2 separate regions of the Homo sapiens genome follow, and region 1 is linked to region 2. The links are chromatin contacts, found by Hi-C or POLR2A ChIA-PET in ENCODE. All regions are on one chromosome and are shown on one strand. The core of a region is the stretch at or near the end of the contact, and the rest is flanking DNA. Distances in the headings are between cores, read along the strand shown. Region 1 overlaps PIP4K2A (phosphatidylinositol-5-phosphate 4-kinase type 2 alpha). Region 2 has its middle 18 kb from the start of C10orf67.

The links. Hi-C counts contacts between places; a loop is a spot of excess contacts on that map. ChIA-PET counts read pairs that join two places held with the same protein, here RNA polymerase II (POLR2A). Pooled maps may share reads with other maps.
Region 1: a loop to region 2 is called in a pooled map, with 7 times the contacts of the local background. The contact joins two enhancer-like sites. A Hi-C loop is called at or near these places in 2 of 37 single-sample maps with no recorded cell type and 8 of 50 pooled maps. POLR2A ChIA-PET finds 5 or more read pairs at or near these places in 1 of 52 experiments (activated naive CD4-positive, alpha-beta T cell).

Annotation. Positions count from the first base shown.
Region 1 is chr10:22,680,985-22,683,684 of GRCh38, reverse strand. The region is part of intron 1 of PIP4K2A (phosphatidylinositol-5-phosphate 4-kinase type 2 alpha); the gene reads left to right. Among named protein-coding and RNA genes, the nearest start is that of PIP4K2A, 32 kb to the left of the region's middle. RefSeq lists enhancers at 242-461, 1,202-1,321. Within about 2 kb of position 1,349, at least 19 of the 41 ENCODE cell types and tissues checked have a DNase peak (open chromatin) inside an H3K27ac peak, as active enhancers do.
Region 2 is chr10:23,361,754-23,364,453 of GRCh38, reverse strand. No RefSeq gene overlaps it. Among named protein-coding and RNA genes, the nearest start is that of C10orf67, 18 kb to the right of the region's middle. Within about 2 kb of position 1,418, at least 3 of the 41 ENCODE cell types and tissues checked have a DNase peak (open chromatin) inside an H3K27ac peak, as active enhancers do.

The DNA of each region.
Region 1 (2,700 bases), core at 100-2,599, 680 kb after region 2:
TGCTCAACAGACTTCTTTATCAAACCCTGCAGAAGGGAACAGAAGAAAGCAGTTGCTGCTTGAGGGGGAAAGTTAATGGAAGAAGAAAATAACTTGTTTTCGACAGTTGACAAAGCAGTTTCACCTTTGTCATCTCACCTGACCTGTACCCAGCACTGAGGAGAAGGCTGGGGACAAGTCATTATTCACATTTGACAGATGAGCAAACAGATCAGAGTAAGTGACTCGGCTAAGTCCACACTGTCAGCTCTGCGGTCAGGATCAAACCTGGCTCTGACTCAGGTCCCCTTGCACTTGGCCCACCTCTGAGTTGCGAAAACTTGGGGTCTGTACCACAGCATGGAAGACTTAGGATCACTGTGAAAAACTGTGACTTAAGATCACAGTGAAAAACGGCAAATGCAAATACTGTTAAAGCCTTGACTCGGTGGTATGAGCAGAACTCATAAGAGTTGAGTCAGAGAGCAGTCCAGGTGTCTTCAGCTCAGATAGCTGCCCTTGCTAGAGAGGCTGCTGGTTGAACAGTAATTTATCAGCTTGATCCAACATAAAGTTTCTTCATTTTTATTTATACTGTACTGTCGTGTCAGCTGTTTTTGTTGTTGTTGTTGTTGTTGTTGTTTTTCTTTTTCTTTTCTTTTTGGCTTCAGAAATGGCCTCAGCTACGCAAAAATAAAGAAGGATCTGAAAGATCAGTCTTGTTGTAAAGAAGACAGCAGGTGACATGGTAGATGACCGCACATTGTTCATTCCCAAGGTCATGGGTAGTGCCAGGATTTTCAGACGCAAATGATGCATATGTAAAGATGACTGGACCATCTGTGTCTCTTCAGATCCTGTTGCAATTACCAAGTGTTCCCAGCAAGGGTTAATGTGGTGTGTGAACCTGACTAACCTCAGGTTCTAGTTCTCCCTCCCTGAGTAGAGAGTCTAGGAGCCAAGTTCAGACTGGCTCAGTCTGGAGGAATTCACAAGTGAGGCAGGTTTAATGGAAGAACAGATACTCTGAGGTTTTGGAGGGCCTGTGATGTGCTTGTCAGCGGGTTCCTGCTTCTGCCACCCCCACCACGGAGCACCAACCATGTGGTTTGTTCTTTGTGTACTTTGTTAGCTAAACTCTCAAGTGTCAAGTTGATGGCACTTTTTTTTTAGGTTCATGGACACTGTTACTGTCCAATAATTTGTAAGTCAGCAATGCTTTGTTTTATCAGTAAAATAAAACACTATATTAGGAATAGCATGATCAGAACAGGGTGGTTTCCTAATTTTTAGATTGCTGGCCTTTTCTAGAAAATAAAGGCAAGGTGTGCATACTTGAGGTTTGAGGGCTACCATTGCCTCCTGGCAGAGGAAATGAGTAGGCCTGATAGTTGCTAGGTTAAAAAGAAACAGTAGTTGAAATACTGAGAAAAGTTTAATGAAAAGTAACTTTGGCTCTTAAGTAGAACAGTTTGAGGACAGTGAAAAATTCAGTAGCTAAGGGTTGTGTGCTCTCTACACAGGGATGGTGTGTGGATTTGTGGATAAGGTATGCAACAGAGTACTCCTCTTTGAGCATTTTTATATCTTGAATTAACTATAGCACAGGAGTTGGCAGACTATGGCTTGTGGGCCAGATCTGGCCCGCTGCTTGTTTTTGTGTGGCCACGAACTAAGGATAGTTTTTACGTATGTACAAAAAAAAAAATGGTTTTCTAAAAAAGTATTTCATAATGTGAAAATTCTATGAAATTCAAATTTCAGTGTCTGTAGATAAGTTTGATTGGAACAGAGCCACACTCATTTGTTTGCCAGTTTGTAGCTGCTCAAACAGCAGAGGTGAGTCATTGTGACAGAGACTGTGTGGCCCGCAGAGCCTAGAATTATTTACTGTCTAACCCTTGCAGGGAAAGTTAGTCAGTTTCTGCTACAGTAAAATATTGCTGGTAGCTGAAATTAGGAGTTTTCACCTCTTTTCCTGCGTTTTATTTTTTAATTTTAATTTAATTTTATTTATTTTATTTTTTTTTAGAAATAGGGTCTTGCTCTGTCACACAGGCTAGAGTACAGTGGCGCCATCATGGCTCAATGCAGCCTCTACCCCCCAGGCTCAAGGCATCCTCCTACCTCAGCCTCTTGAGTATGTGGGACCACAGGTGCATGCCACCACACCTGGCTAATTTTTAAAATTTTTTGAAGAGACAAGGTCTCACTGTGTTGCCAAGGCTGGTCTCAAACTCTGAAACTTAAACAGTCCTCCTGCCTGGGCCTCTCAAGGTGATGGGATTACAGGCATGAGCCACTGTGTCTGGCTGAGAAGCCAGGTCTTGAGAAGCCAGGTGGCTCAGAAGGCCTAGCTGACAGTGTAGGGGAGACAGAGGTCCCCTCCAACCTCCCTTTAGCTCTTAGTGGGCTCTTCAGCTGGATCTAGAAGTCAGGTTGACATCAGGCAGATTAATAGGAGAAAGGAATACAAATTTTCTTAGTGTTACTTGCACCTGGGAATCTTTAAAAGAGTGAAATCCAAAGGAATTGGCCAAAGCAAGACACTTTTATGCTGAGAACGATACATTTGAGAAGAAATGACAAGAAAAAATCTGGGGCAGTACATTTCTAGGGGAGTCACTGGGAGGATACATGGGGAGTATAAAACAGGTAGAAGATAAGGGCTACTTCCAGAAATTTCCTTATTCAGGTTAGTTGCATCTTCCAAACCCTAGT
Region 2 (2,700 bases), core at 169-2,668:
ATACTGGGGTAAGGATAAAGGTGAGTGTGTCAAAGAGTGATAGTTGCCTCCTCCTCCCATTCATTCTCCTTTTCTATGGTATTAGGATCCTGATTATTTTTTGTTGTTGTTGTTGTTGTTTTATGTTGTTTTATGAAAGAGGATCTTGCTCTGTTGTCCAGGCTGGAGTGCAGTGGTGCACAGCTCAGTGCAGCCTCAAACTCCTGGGCTCAAGCAATCCCCCCGCCTCAGGCTCCCGAGTAGCTAGGACCACCATGGGCTAGGATCTTGATTTTTAACTTATCACATGGCCAACCAGAATAAACAACGACATTTACCCCCTTGCAGGTAGGGGTAGCCAGGAGACTAAGTTCTACAAATGAAGTAGAAGTGGTTTGTAGCTACTTCTGGGAGCCCCCTGAAAGACGGCTGTTCTCTTGGCTACTTTTCATCTCTTCCGCCCTCCCTTTGGCTGTAACACAGACATGATGGCTGGAACTGGAGCAATCATTTAGGCAATGAGGTGACCACAAAACACAGAGGACTGGCAAGACGCAAGGAACCTGGGTCTTGAGGTCTTGGTAGAGCACAGCCACCTCACCAGCCTTGGATTGCCAATTGCTGCCTAAAAAAGAAATGAACTTCCATCCTGTTTAGACCGTGATTATTTGAGCGTCTATTATTCACAGCCAAACTTAATTCTAACTCTTACAGTGAATGAGTGGTTTTATGGATATGAAGTTGAAGGGGTTTTTCTCTAATGGTTTCATTTTCTTTGTGAGGTAGGATGTGAGATCATAGGACGACAGCGAAAGGTTGCAGAGTGAGATCAAAGAGGCAAGTATAAGAGAGTCTGAAATTGCTGTGGCTGGGCGTGGTGGCTCACACCTATAATCCTAGCACTTTGGGAGGTCAAGACAGGAGGATTGCTTAAGCCCAGGAGTTTGAGACAAGCCTGGGTAACATAGTGAGATCCCATCTGTACTACCAAAAAAAAAAAATTAACCAGGTGTGATAGTGGGCTATAGTCCTAGCTACTCAGGAAGCTGAGGCAGGAGGATCGATTGTTTGAGCCCAGGATGTCAAGGCTACAGTAAGCCGAGATCACGACATTGTACTCTAGCCTAAGCGACAGAGCAAGAGCCTGTCTAAAAATAAAAAAAATATTAAAAAAGTAGAATTCTAAGAGTGAGCTAGGGAATAAATCAGGCTAGTCTTGAGTGCCTGTGCTGGATATTCTCTGGTCTCCAACCCAAGTTTTCATTCTTCTCCATCCTGCTGTGGTTCAAGAGCTGATTTTTTTATGCACTTCTTCATTCAAGCTCCCTCCCAGCTCTGTTGGGTTCTTGAGTTTGGTCATCCGGAGGTGCCTGCAGAATAGTTGGGCTGAGCAGAGAGACAGGTTGGGGTAATAGTTTCCTGTTTGTCAGTTGCTGCATTCCTTTACTGAACTGAAGACCGTAGCCCCAGCTACCTGCTAGGCTGCTAAGTTCTGGTAATGTCCCCCCTTCCCCCTGCAGGATGAAAGGTGGAAGCTTGCTGGGTCTCCTTATCCCCACCCACACCTTTGTAAATCTTCCTTTTCTTCTTTCTTTTTTCTTTTTTTTTTTTAATAGAGACTGGGTCTCACTATGTTGCCCAGGCTGTTCTCAAACTCCTGGCCTCAAATGATCCTTCCCACTTCAGCCTCTCAAAGTCCTGGGATTACAGGCATGAGTCACAATGCCCAGCCTTCCCTTTCTTAAGCCTTCCTCAGTTACCCTTTCTAAGTGTGTCATCTGTTTCCTGATGGGACCTTGCCTGGTACTAGGGCCATCTGAGGTTGGAGATCACAATTTATGGTAAAATCAATAGGTCTTGTGGTTTGACTTCCCTTGCTGTACCAAGATGCCCAGGTGTAAACAGAGAAAGCAAGTTATAGTTTAGCCAGCTGCATACACCATGAGGAGAGTCAAGTGAGCTACCAAATTGGCAGCTAATATTGAAATGATGTAAGCTGATGATGGAGGAAGTGAAGAAAGGATATGGTAGAGGGCCTGGGAGGGAGCAGAGGAGTTATCCTGCTCCTTACTGGAGGATCTGGCGGATCAAAAGGCAGGGACCCTGGAGTGGGCAGGAGAAGATGAACCACAAACTAGAGGTTGAGAAAGCATGGTCAGAGAGTGAGATACTTGAATTAGTGAAAACAGAACTGGTCAGACAGAGCTGAAACCCATTTAGGGCCTTTATATGTCCCCAGGGCAATTACTATGAACAGGGGACACTACACAGGGAAATTAAAGAAGAAAAATATTGTTCTCCTCTCTGGAGGACTTAACAGTTGAACTAGGAAGGCAGATGAACAGTGCACATAAAATGCCAACTGAATGGAACAGAGTATAAAAAGATGTTCAGAGGAGGAAGCCTCCCCCAAGGCTGGCCCATTCTGAAAGATGTGGATGTCTTAGTCCCTTGTCTGTTGCTTATAACGGAATACTTGAAACTGGGTAATTTATAAAGAAAAGGAATTTATTAATTTATTTCTTACAGTTGTGAAGACTGGGAAGTTCAAGGTTGAGGGACTGCATCTGGTGAGGACCTTCATGCTTGTGGCAGGGGGACTTCCTGCAGAGCCCCAGGGAGATGCAGGACATCAAATGATGAGGAGGCTGAGCGTGCTTGCTCAATTCCCCCTTCTTCTTCTTATAAAGCCACTAGTGCCTCTCCTCTGATAACCTATTA